2 separate regions of the Homo sapiens genome follow, and region 2 is linked to region 1. The links are chromatin contacts, found by Hi-C or POLR2A ChIA-PET in ENCODE. All regions are on one chromosome and are shown on one strand. The core of a region is the stretch at or near the end of the contact, and the rest is flanking DNA. Distances in the headings are between cores, read along the strand shown. Region 1 holds the start of DCTN5 (dynactin subunit 5). Region 2 has its middle 29 kb from the start of RBBP6.

Evidence for each region. A loop is a pair of places that touch in the nucleus more often than their neighbours do. ChIA-PET counts read pairs that join two places held with the same protein, here RNA polymerase II (POLR2A). Pooled maps may share reads with other maps.
Region 2: a pooled map shows a loop between it and region 1 (2.8-fold over the local background). The contact joins the enhancer-like site here to the promoter of DCTN5 in region 1. A Hi-C loop is called at or near these places in 5 of 50 pooled maps. POLR2A ChIA-PET finds 5 or more read pairs at or near these places in 2 of 52 experiments (AG04449 and MCF 10A).

What each region holds. Positions count from the first base shown.
Region 1 is chr16:23,640,216-23,646,627 of GRCh38, reverse strand. It overlaps DCTN5 (dynactin subunit 5), which reads right to left and starts at 5,162. Exons shown (of 6, transcript NM_032486.4): 1 at 5,038-5,162; 2 at 3,605-3,673. The coding sequence starts at 5,085. It overlaps PALB2 (partner and localizer of BRCA2), which reads left to right and starts at 5,318. Exons shown (of 13, transcript NM_024675.4): 1 at 5,318-5,518. The coding sequence starts at 5,471. RefSeq lists an enhancer at 4,100-4,889 and a silencer at 6,017-6,251.
Region 2 is chr16:24,506,768-24,513,449 of GRCh38, reverse strand. No RefSeq gene overlaps it. Among named protein-coding and RNA genes, the nearest start is that of RBBP6, 29 kb to the left of the region's middle. Within about 2 kb of position 4,554, at least 2 of the 41 ENCODE cell types and tissues checked have a DNase peak (open chromatin) inside an H3K27ac peak, as active enhancers do.

The DNA of each region.
Region 1 (6,412 bases), core at 3,913-6,412:
TCCAGCCTGGATGACAAGAGGGAAACTCCGTCTCAAAAAACAAAAAAAAAAATTAACTCAAAATGGATCAATGACCTAAACACAGCACTAAGACCATTAACGCTCTTAGAAGAAAACACGGCAGTAAATCTTCATGGCCATAAGTTTGGATTCTTAATATGACACCAAAAACACAAGCAACAGAAGAAAAAACAGATAAACCAGACTTCAAAATTAAAAACTTTTGTGCATCAAAGGGATGCACAAAATCTACAGAAAGGAAGAAAGCATTTGCAAATCATATATCTGATAAGTGTTTAATATCCAGAATGCATAAAGAACTCCTAGAACTCAATAAGAAAAAGACAACACAATATAAAAATAGGCAAAGGACTGAACAGACATTTCTCTAAAGAAGATGTACAGATGACCAACAAGCAACATTCAAAGATGTTCAATATCATTAGTCATTAAGGAAATACAAATCAAAACCACTATGAGATACCATTTTATACTCCCTTGGATGGCCATAATCCAAAAAAAACCAGAAAATAACTAGTGTTGGTAAAGATGTGGAGAAATTGGAACCCTGCACAATGCTGGTGGAAACGTAAAATGGTGCAGCCATTTTGGAAAAAAATTTGTCAGTTTCCCAAAAAGTTAAACATAGACTCACCATTTGTCCCAGCAATCACGCTCTTTTGTATATACCAAACATTGCCAAATCAAGTATTGAGTATATACACTCCTAGGTATATACTCAAAAAAACTGAAGACAGGGACACAAACAGATACTTGCACATCAGTGTTCACTGCAGCATTATTCCCAATAGCCAAAGGGTAGAAACAATCCAAGTGCCTATACGAAATGTGGCATATACATACAATGGAGTATTACTCTGCTATGGAAAGGAATGAAGTTCTGATGTGCTTTAACAAGGATGAACCTTGAAAACCTTACACTAAGTGAAATAAGCCAGACAAAAAGGACAAATATTGTATGATTCCACTTATATGAAATATCCAGAATAGGCAAATTCATAGAGACAGAAAGTAGATTCAGGCTATCAGCAATGGAAGGAAGTAGGGAATGGGCGTGTATTCCTTAATGTGTAGAGTTTTTATTTGGGGTGATGAAAAAATTTTGGAAATGGATAGTGGAGATGGTTGCACAACATTGTGAATGTAATTAATGCAACTAATTGTACACTTAAAAATTGGTAAGGCTGGGCGCAGTGGCTCATGCCTGTAATTCCAGCACTTTGGAAGGCCAAGGAGGGCAGATCACCTGAGGTCGGGAGTTCGAGACCAGCCTGATCAACATGGAGAAACCCCGCCTCTATTAAAAATATAAAATTAGCTGGGCATGGTGGCACATGCCTGTAACTGGGGAGTCTGAGGCAGGAGAATCACTTGAACCTGGGAGGCGGAGGTTGTGGTGAGCCGAGATCGTGCCATTGCACTCCAGCCTGGGCAACAAGAGCAAAACTGCGTATTAAAAAAAAAAAAAATATATATATATATATATATATATATATATATATATATATATATATATATATATAGTTAGGCTGGGTGCAGTGGCTCACACTTGTAATCCCAGTACTTTGAGAGGCCAAGGCAGGTGGATCACTTGAGGCCAAGAGTTTGAGACCAGCCTGGCCAACGTGGCAAAACCCTGCCTCTACTAAAAATACAAAAATTAGCCCAGTGTAGTGGCGTGCACCTGTAGTCCCAGCTACACAGGAGGCTGAGGCATGAGAATCCTTGAAGCCAAGAGGCGGAGGTTGTGGCGACTGAGATGGCGCCGCTTCACTCCAGCCTGGGCAACTGTCTCAAATAATAAAAATTTTTAAAAAATTGTTAAAATGGCAAATTGTTATACATAGTTCACCATAAGAAAAAAAATCTTGGGCTGGGCGTGGTGGCTCATGCCTGTAATCCCAGCACTTTGGGAGGCTGAAGTGGATGGATCATCTGAGGTGAGGAGTTCAAGACCAGCCTGGCCAATATGGTGAAACCCTGTCTCTACTAAAAATACAAAAATTAGGCCAGGCGCGGTGGCTCACGCCTGTAATCCCAGCACTTTCGGAGGACAAGGCAGGTGGATCACGAGGTCAGGAGATTGAGACCATCCTGGCTAACACGGTGAAACCCCATCTCTGATAAAAATACAAAAAATTAGCTGGGCATGGTGGTGGGTGCCTGTAGTCCTAGCTACTCAGGAGGCTGAGGCAGGAGAATGGCGTGAGCCTGGGAGGCGGAGCTTACAGTGAGCCAAAATCGCACCACTGCACTCCAACCTGGGCAACAGGGCGAGACTCCATCTCAAAAAAAAAAAAAAAAAAAAAAAATTAGGTGGGCATGATGGCGGGAGCCTGTAATCCCAGCTACTCTGGAGGCTGAGGCAGGAGAATCACCTGATGCCAGGAGGTGGAAGTTGCAGTGAGCCAAGATCGCGCCACTGTACTCCGACCTGGGTGACAGAGCAATACTCTGTCTCAACAAAAAAGGAAAAAAAAGAAACAGTATGTCTGAGCAGCAATTACTGAATTATATTTCTTTTCCACTTAATTCCTTGGTATGACAGGCTTAATGGAGACTAATTATCTTCTACTGAAAATATTTGTGATCTCTTGGTTATAAGGAGACTATTTTCCTTCTGGAAGTTAGAGATGTAATATTTAAAGAAAAATTAATTTCAAAATTGAGTGTTCCAGATGGCAGGAAAACAACTGTGAACTTCACTGTTTGTCAAGCTCAAATATACCCTGTGATATTTTCTCTTCCAAGTTTATACTCGTCTCTTTGCTATTGTAATTTATTTGGATTACAAGATTCTCAGGCTTTCAGATTCCACTTTGCATATTTGTCTCATACTTTAATATCTTTTCCAATTGTCACATTCGTTTTAAGAGTTTCAGTTAATAGTGAATTATTAATTTTTACTAAAGAGATAATTTTATAAGTATTACTTTAGTTTCTACCTTCAAATATTTCATTACCTGTTACACTTTGTGCCCAGTAGTTTAATGCACACTATATCATAAAATAATGTTGGTTCTAGGTACCACTGTATTTTGTTCCTGGCATAAAAGAAAAAAGGTTTTCTGTTGCCTCTTATTGAACCTTTTTGCATTCAAGAGATCCAACTTAGGCTGGGTGCAGTGGCTCACACCTATAATCCCAGCACTTTGGGAGGCCGAGGTGGGTGGATCACTTGAGGGCAGGAGTTCAAGACCAGCCTGGCCAACATGATGAAACCCTGTCTCTACTAAAAATACAAAATATTAGCCGGGCTTGGTGGCAGCTGCCTGTAATCCCAGCTACTCGGGAGGCTGAGGCAGGAGAACTGGTTGAACCTGGGAGACGGAGGTTGCAGCGACCTGAGATGGGGCCACTGCACTCCAGCCTGGGCGACAGAGTGAGACTGTCTCAAAAAAAACCGAAACAAAAAAAAAACAAAAAGGAGATCCAATTTACAAAATAAAAAATTTAAAAACAAGAGAATTAAAAATGTAAACAATAAATAGGAGATATGGCAACATTTTATCTGCCCTGCTGTGGTGACAATTAGCAGAACGCAAGCTAAGGTTTGCAGCCTGGAGCTGGCTTTGTCCCTTACCTTGCCATTGAGAACGATGTTCTGGCTTCCACACAACACTGACTGGCGACTGACTTTGTTCCCAGATGCCTAAAAGAAAACAACGGAAAACCGGGGAAAGCAAACTTAATAGGTTTCTGGACTACAGGTTTCCATCAAGAAAGCTCCCATTTGAGAGAAAAAAACATAAAGTGGGGTGCTGTCCACAATGGAGTGAGTCCAGGATATCAAAAAAGCAATGATGGATTAGGAAACTATGGCTGAGTATGGTGGCTCATGCCTGTAATCTCAGCACTTTGAGAGGCTGAGGCAGACGGATCCCTTGAGGACAGGAGCTCAAGACCAGCCTAGGCAACATAGTGAGACCCCTTCTCAACAAAAAAAAAATTTTTTAATTAGCCGGGCATGGTGGCGCGTGTCTGTAGTCCCAGCTCCTCAGAAGGCTGAGGCTAGAGGATCGCTTGAGCCTGGAAGGCCGAGGCTGCAATGAGCTGTGATTGTGCCACTGCACTCCAGCCTGGGCAACAGAGTGAGAACCTGTCTCAAAAAATAAAAACACAAAGGAAACTAGGGACTCAAGGAATAAACTCATAATTTGAATGTCTATAGCTTGGTGGCATCAGACAGACGCGGATTCAAATCCCACTTCCACGCGTGGGCTTTACGGCCTTAAAACGAGGATAATGACTATGAGTATCAGAGTTGTGAGAAAGCAAAGAAAACCAAAATAACGATAGTAACGTTAATTGACCACTTGCCCTGTTTCCAAGATTTTACAAACATATCATGTACTGATCATAAAGAACCAAATCGGCAGGGTGCGGTGGCTCACGCCTGTAATGCCAGCACTTTGGGAGGCCGAGGCGGGTCGATCACCTGAGGTCAAGAGTTAGGGACCTGCCTGGCCAACACGGTGAAACCCCGTCTCTACCAAAAAATACAAAAATTAGCCGGGCGTGGTGGCGGGCGCCTGTAATCCCAGCTACTCGAGACGCTGAGGCAGGAGAATCGCTTGAACCCGGGAGGCGGAGGTTGCAGTGAGCAGAGATCGCGCCGCGGCCCTCAGGACTGGGCGACAGAGTCTCCGCCCCCCAACCCCCTTCCTCAAAAAAAAAGAACCGAATCGTTTTTAGCGCAAGTTAACAGATACAAAAGGCAGTGTAAAAGGGCCCGAAGTCCGAGCTGTAATTCGTATGAACAGGATGGGACTTGTCCTATCCTCCCGAAGGCACTTTACCCCTATGAGAAAATCAGGAATAAATACAAAAGGCCTCAACTGGCCAAGCGCGGAGTAAACAGCAAAGCCAGACGGTACACGGGGCATCGCTAGATAATCCGGGACTAATGGCCAAAGGGACAGGGGTTGGTGGGGTAGGGGCAGGTTGGGAACGCCGACCAGGCCTCAAAGGGACGCAGGGTTGGAAAGAGGAGGATACATATCTGGACCCGCGCACCGTCTCGATGTACTCAGACTTGTTGTAGAGCAGCTCGCCCAACTCCATGGCCGCCGCCTCCTTCCCTCAGCCCCGGATCCTGTCAGAGTCAGTCGGTCAGTCTTTCAGAGATTCCGGCTACTTCCGGCCGCTCCTCCACTTCCGCTCCAGGTGGCCCACTGGGACTCATCGACAGCGCGGCTCTCCTTTAGGCGGCCTCGCTCCACTGCTCGGCCGTCTACGGCTGCGCGTGCGCAGGCCGAATGGTGGATTTAATTGGCCGGAGTTTAGGGCGCGCTTGGCCCGCGTGGGTCAGCTGATCGCGCACTGAGGGTGCGATCCCGGGCTCCCCATTCCTTCCTGGGGCGCCTCCCCGGCCCAGGGCCAACTGGGTCCCGGTGTCGGCAGGCCTGGGGTCGGCGACGGCTGCTCTTTTCGTTCTGTCGCCTGCCCGATGGACGAGCCTCCCGGGAAGCCCCTCAGCTGTGAGGAGAAGGAAAAGGTGCCGGGGGTGCGGGAAGGGCGGACGCAGGACTCTGACCCCGCTTTCCCAGGGTTTTAGGCCTGGCTTTGTGTCCTCGGCAGTCCGAGGGCAGCAGTATCATCTGACCACCCCCTCCTCTTAGGGCTGAGGGGGCACAGAAAATGAAAATGTGGAAATAGCGTGGTGCTCACGTGGTGGCGTTTAAAGAACAAATTTCATTACAGTAGCAGCGCATTAATACAATGTGTAACAGTTTGTAGATAAAGCTGTATCGACACCCTTGCTCCTCCCCCCTCCCACACCCTCAATCTTTACTTCTCCCCCCGGACGGCCTCAAGTAAATCTTTTAAGTCTGGTACTTCCAGGTCCTTTCGTGTGTTAATGTGGGTGGTGGAGGAGGGGCGTATCCCTAACCACCAAAAAGGAATCCTATGTATATTTTTTGGAGAAGGGAATGTTCATAAATGGTATGATCTGAATGGTTCTGCAGGTTCCGTTTAGCTTTCCTGTCAGGACATGTTTATCTACCTTGCTTTCTTTTTTAAGTTCTAGACAGTATGTTGTAGTTTGGAAGTGCCCTCGTTTTGTTTCTTTTTTCTTCCTTTTCTGTTTTTCTTCTTTTTTGAGACAGAGTCTCACTCTGCCACCCATGCTGGGGTGCAGTGGCGCGATCTCGGCTCACTGCAACCTCCGCTTCCTGGGATCAAGCGACTCTCCTGCCTCAGCCTCCCGAGTAGCTGGGATTACACGAACCCGCCACTGCACCTGGCCTTGGAAGTGCCCTTGCTTCTTTAGACTGTACTTTACTGATAGACTTTTAGGATGTTTCCAGCTTGTGCTGATGTTATTCTTATCCTGGCTTACCTTCTGGTGGAGGTGAGAAAGATCATTTATAAGTAAACAAGATAATCC
Region 2 (6,682 bases), core at 3,305-5,804, 870 kb before region 1:
AAACAACAACAACAACAAAAAACAAGGAAGTAAGTGCATGGTCCAATATTCTTTCCTCTGTCTTGGAGGAGACGTCTTTCTATGCCCCGGACCACTAGGCTGCAAGGAAAACTTCACCAATGTGACAGGTTCCTGGATCTTTGTAGGATTTATCTACCATCCTGTGGCACACCAGAATGTTCAGATATCTTCCACTTCCTGCTCACCAGGTCTGATTGACATGGCGTCATCAATATAGTGGACCTGAGGGATGTTCTGTGGGAGGCCCAGAAGATCAAGGCCCCTTGGGACTATGTTGTGACAGACAGCAGGAGAGTTACTATAGCTCTGGGCTAGACCTCAAATGTGTACAACTGTCTGTCCCAAGTGAATTGAACTGCTCGAGACTCGCCTATCTGATGGGGATTGAAAAGAACTCATCTGACTGGGCACAGTGGCTCATGCCTATAATCCTAGCACTTTTGGAGGCTGAGGTGGGAAGATTGCTTGAGGGCAAGAGAGTGAGACCAGCCTGGGCAACATGGCAAGACCCCATCTCTACAAAATAAAATAAAATAAAAAGATGAGCCACACGTGGTGGTGTGTGCCTGTAGTCCCAGCTACTCAGGAGGCAAAGGTGGGAGGATCACTTGAGCCTGGGAGGTTGAGGCTGCAGTGAGTCGTGATCATGCCACTGTACTCCAGCCTTGCTGACAAAGCCAGACCTTGTCTCAAAAAAGAATTTAAAAAAAGAATAGAACTCATCTGCCAGATCAACAGCTGCTTGTTCAGTTCAGGGGCTGTGTTGATTTGCCCTGGTGAAGATTTCCAAAGAGCAAGAGGCAGATGCTGAAGATTTTGATTAGGGGAGTGATATAATTACATTTGCATTGTAAAGGGCCACTTGGGATTCTGTGTGGGGAAGTGATTGGAGAAGAGGGCAAGAATAGATGCAGTAAGACCTTATATTTTATGTTCTTCACAAATTTGCACCCAGCTAGCTTGGCTGGCAGAGCATGAGGCTCTGAAAACACACACACAGACACACACACACAGACACACACATGTGTGCATTTGGAGTTGTTGGTCTGGTGGGCTTAGCTCTATTCACTAAGGTGAGGGAATAGGAGCTAGGATTGATCTGATGCATCTGTTAAGGTGAATAACATGAGCTGTTGTAATGAGAGGTCTCCCCAAAGCTCAGTGTTCTACACAATAAAAATGTATTTCTTACAACGTAATAGAAGGCAGGTCATTCAGGGACCACTGCTATGAACTGAATTGTGCTCTCCTCGCCCCAATTCATATGTTGAAGCCCTGACCCCCAGTGTGATGGAATTTAGAGATGGGGCCTTTGGGAGCTAATTAGATTTAGAGGAAGTCACCATGGTAGCGCCTTTATGATGGGAGTAGTGTTCTCATAAGAAAAGACGCTAGAGCAGGCACCAGGGCTCTCTCTCTGTCTGCCAATGTGAGAACACAGTGAGAAGGTGGCTGTCAGCCAGCCAGGAAGAGGGCCCTCCCCAGAACCTGACATGCTGACTCCCTGATCTCATACTTTCTTTCTTTCTTTTTTTGAGACAGAATCTCACTCTGTCACCCAGGCTGGAGTGCAGTGGTGCCATCTTGGCTCACTGCAGCCTCTGCCTCCTGGGTTCAAGCGATTCTCCTGCTTCGGTCTTCTGAGTAGCTGGGATTACAGGCACCTATCACCATGCAGACTAATTTTTGTGTTTTTAATTAGAGAAAAGGTCTCACCATGTTGGCCAGGCTGGTCTCGAAATCCTGACCTCAGGTGATCCACCCACCTCAGCCTCCCAAAGTGCTGAGATTATAGGCGTGAGCCACCGTGTCCTGATCTCATACTTTCAACTTCCAGGACTGTGAGAAAATAAATCTCTGTTGTTGAAGCCACCTAGTTGATGGTGTTTTGTTATGGCGGCCTGAGTTGACTAGTACAGATCCCATTTAGGATCTTGAATTTTTCTAATCAACTGGGAGATGGGGAAAAACAATGGAAGACAGCATGTAGGAGGTTTCACTGGGCCAGTCTTGGAAGTGGTGCCTTGCTTATGCTCAGTTTATTGGCCAGACTCAGTCACATGACTACTCCTAACTGCAAGGGAGGCTGGGAAATATAGTCCAGTTTTGTGCTCAGGAGGAAGAAGAAATGGGCTGGGTAAGAACCTGAAGAATCTCTGCCACAACTTGAGAACCAGGAAACAAAACACAGTAGTGCTAAACATAACTTGTCAGGTCCCAGTAGCCCCATGGAGCCAGGCTATCTTCCAATGGAAGGAGGAATTGTCTGAGTTATTATAAATGTCTTGTTTACCAACATCTTGTCTTTACCAACAAGACCATACTAATGTCTTGTTTCCCATCAAAAGGCGGCCATCTCTGCCAGGTCACTCAGGCAGGTGGAGCAGGTCACTGGGGAATCCAGGAGGTGATATTTGGAGACCCTGGCAGGAAGGTAGATGGGTAAATAGGTTATCAGAAGTGATATGGCCCCAGGCATCCAGGCTGGGGTCCAAGGGTGAGATTCTGATCCCTGAGTTACAGAGAGGGAATATTAAACTAGGCAAGATTCTAGGTGTATGCAGGTGGTCCAGCCTGGAATTTAGGCAGAGAGAGGAGAGAAAAGTCCAACTTTAAAAGTAATGGCAAAAACTGCAACTACTTTTGCAGCAACCTATTAAATCTGAAGTCTAAGGTCAGGAGTTGACTAGAAGCCTGGATTCCTGGATGCAGAGCCTCACACTGTTGGGTTCAGAACTCTTGATCTCCACCTGTCTAAAGCTATCTAAAGTCTTTATTGGTCTCTCAAATGGAGTGGGATAATAGTGGACACTTGTTATTTTTCCTTGAGCAGCACCTGTTTTCATTTTTTTTCTGCTTTAAGAACTTTTTTTTTTTCTTTGAAGAGCTACTCCTCACTGACTCTCAGTCCATGCAGCTTTAGCGGTGCTGAGCACAGTCCCCTGGTTCCAGGGTTAGGAGTAGGACCCAATCCTGGCCAGTCAGAGTCACTGCCATGGTTCATGGATGGACCCATGACTCCGCTGGAACCCATAAGAGTCAAGCGTGTCATGAGAGAATGTGAACCAGAAGAAGAAGAGTAGTCTTCTAAAAAAATAAACAAAACATAATTTATATACAGTTGACCCTTGGACAACATGAAGGTTTGGGGCACCAACCCTCCATGCAGTTGAAAATGCAAATGTTATCTTATGACTTCCCCAAAACTTAACTATTAATACTAATAGCCCACTGTTGACTGGAAATCTTATCAATAACATAGGCAGTTGATGAATACGTATTTTGTATGGTAAATATATCATATACTATATTTTTACAATATAGTAAGCCAGAGAAAATATTAAGAAAATATTAAGAAAGACACATCTCTTGGTGGTCATAGTGGTCGACTCTCTAAAATTCATTACCCCCAGATAATTATCTTAAGTTAATCATAATAATCCATTTTCTTGGCAGTGACTAGTTCAAGGGTGGACAAGTTAAAATCAATTTGGGCCAAGAGGTGCAAGGAAAGTCTTGCTAGGAGCTTCTGAAAAGGATGCTTTAATACATTTAAGCCAGATCGAGGATGAAGCCAGTGCTGTGAATGGGCAGAGTAAAGAGACAGAATAAAGATTCATCTTGGTGCAGATGAATCAACTGAGCTGAAAGCTCAGCCCACCTCTGGACTCTGTCTCTGGGTGCTGTCTGTCTTGTTGAGTCAGCTTTTTGGTTATGAGTCTCCAAAAGGCATCTTAACTGGTAGAGGTATCCATGGGATGTAGACCTGGGGCTGCTTGGGGTCATCTGTGCCACTTCATAGCGACAGCCTGCCTTCCATAGAAGCCAGCACAGAAAAACTGAACTAAGGGGTTTAAAAGGACACATTCCCAAAGCTACTTTTTTGGACACCCAATCCAGTAGTGCCTGGCATATTCAGTAACTTGAGCCTATAAACCCACCCTCTCTATTTTTAAGCCAATTTGTACTGAGGTTCTGCAACTTGGAACCAAGGAGTCCTGATTTTCTTTTTCTTTGTCTTTTTCTCCTTCCCTTCCTTCCCTTTCTTCCCTTCCCTTTCTTCCCTTCTTTTTCTTTCCCTCTTTCTTTCTTTCTTTCTTTCTTTCTTTCTTTCTCTTTCTTTCTTTCTTTCTTTCTTTCTTTCTTTCTTTCTTTCTTTCTTTCTTTCTTTCTTTCTTTTTTTCTCTCTCTCTTTCTCTCTCTCTCTCTTTCTTTCTTTCTTCTTTTCTGAGATGGAGTTTTGCTCTGTCACCCAGGTTGGAGTGCAATGGCACAATCTCAGCTCACTTCAACCTCTGCCTCCTGGGTTCAAGCAATTCCCCTGCCTCAGCCTCCTGAATAGCTGGGACCACAGAAACATGCCACCATGCCTGGCTAATTTTTGTATTTTTAGTAGAGATGGGATTTCACCGTGTTGGCCAGGCTGTTCTCAAACTCCTGACCTCAGGTGAACTGCCTGCCTCAGCCTTCTAAAGTGCTGGGATTACAGGCGTGAGCCACTGCACTGGGCCCAAAGAGTCCTGACTCATAAGCTTGAGCTGGAATGTGAGACAGTGAAATTGCTCCCGCTCTGGGATGGAAAGAGTAGCTAAAACAGGAAACCAAGCAGGCTGTAATGGAAATGCTCTGACTTGACTTGGCAATTTGTTGGCACATACAATTGGTAGAAAAATCACTTAAAGATCTGCTGTTGAAACAAACTAGAGTTGGCTCAGAGCCAGGTACCATAACATAAGAATCAGGTAGGCTGAGCATTGTGGCATATGCCTGTAATCCCAGCACTTCGAGAGGCCAAGGCAGGAGGATCACTTGAGGCCAGGAGTTCAAGACCAGCCTGGGCAACATCGTGAGGCCCTGTCTCTACAAAAAATAATTTAAATAAGTTAGTGAGGCATGGTGGTGCACAAATGTAGTCTCAGCTACTTGGGAAGCTGAGGTGGGAGAATCACTTGAGCCCAGGAGGTCAAGGTTGCAGTGAGCTACAATTGGGCCACTGCACTCCAGCCTGGGTGATAGGGCAAGATCCTATTTCAAAAAAAAAGAATCTGATGGACTTAGGGGGTTTATGGGGTGGCATAGCAAGACAGTCAGTGCCCCACCCAAATCCTCACGCACTCACTGTCCCTTTTCATGCTGACTGCATCCTGCTGTGAGCAGCTGCATCTGTCAGCCCGAATACTTTCTCTTAGACTGTGAGTGCTGGGGAGCTAATGTCCTGGAAGCAGCCATTGACAACACAGATGGGCAATGAAAGATAAACACCCCACTCCTTGTTCCTCAGCAGGGAAGGATCACCCTGAGAGTGTTTATTTTATTTTTATTTATTTATTTTTTAGACAAGGTCTTTCTCTGTGGCCCAGGCTGGAGTACGGTGGTGCAATCACAGCTCATTGCAATCTTGACCTCCTGGGCTCAAGCGATCCTCCCACCTCAGCCTCTAGAGTAGACGGGACTACAGGTGAGTGCCACTGCACTAGCCTTATTTCTTCATTTTCTTTTGGTAGAGATGAGGGCTCTCTATGTTGCCCAAGCTAGACTTGAACTCCTGGACTCAAGGGATCCGCCCGTTTAGGCTTCCCCAAGTGCTGGGATTACAAGCGTGAGCCATCACACTTAGCTTGAGAGTGTTTTTTTTTTTTTTTCTTGAGACAGAGTCCCGCACTGTTGCCCTGGCTGGAGTGCAATGGTGCAATCTCTGCTCACTGCAACCTCTGTCTCCCAGGTTCAAGTGAGTCTCCTGCCTCAGCCTCCTGAGTAGCTGGGACTACAGGCACACGCCACCACGCCTGGCTAAATTTTCGTATTTTTAGTAGAGATGGGGTTTCACTATGTTGACCAGGCTGGTCTCAAACTCCTGACCTTGTGATCCGCCCGCCTCGGCCTCCCAAAGTCCTGGGATTACAGGCATGAGAGAGTGTCCTAAACTGTCTCAGATGTACCCAGTGGGATCAGCCCCGGTTCCCCACAGCAGTAACCTACTTAGTCAAATGCCCTTTCATTGTGTCTTTCCCTCCCGTCTTACTTCCTGTTAGGGACTGAACTGTGTGCTCCCCTCCCAATTCACATGTTGAAGTCTCAACCCCCAGTGCTTCAGAACGTGACTGCATTTGGAAATAGGGCTTTTCAAGAGGTTAATAAGCTAAAATGAGGCTGTAAGGGTGGGCCCTAATCCAATCCGACGGTTGTACTTAACAGAGGAGATTAGGACACCGAGAGACACCAGGCATCTGCTGCACAGACAGACAACCATGTGAAAAGGCAGCAGGAGGTCAGCCACCTGCAGCCAAGGAGAGAGGCCTCTGAGGAAACCAACCCTGCCAGCACTTTGATCTTGAACTTCCAGCCTCCAGAACTGTGAGAAAGTATATTCCTGTTGTTTAAGCCACCCAGTCTATGGCATTTTGTTTTGGCAGCTTTAGCAGACTAATATACTTCCCCATTCCCCCACAGTGCTTCCTGGGGTCAATTCTCAGATAAATGATTTGCACTTTAATCCTTATCTCAGGGGCCAGGTGGGAGGGGGCTCACGCCTGTAATCCCAGCACTTTGGGAAGCCGAGGTGGGCAGATCACCTGAGGTCAGGAGTTCAAGAGCAGCCTGACCAACATAGTGAAACATCGTCTCCACTAACTTTACAAAATGTAGCTGGGTGGGGCGGCAC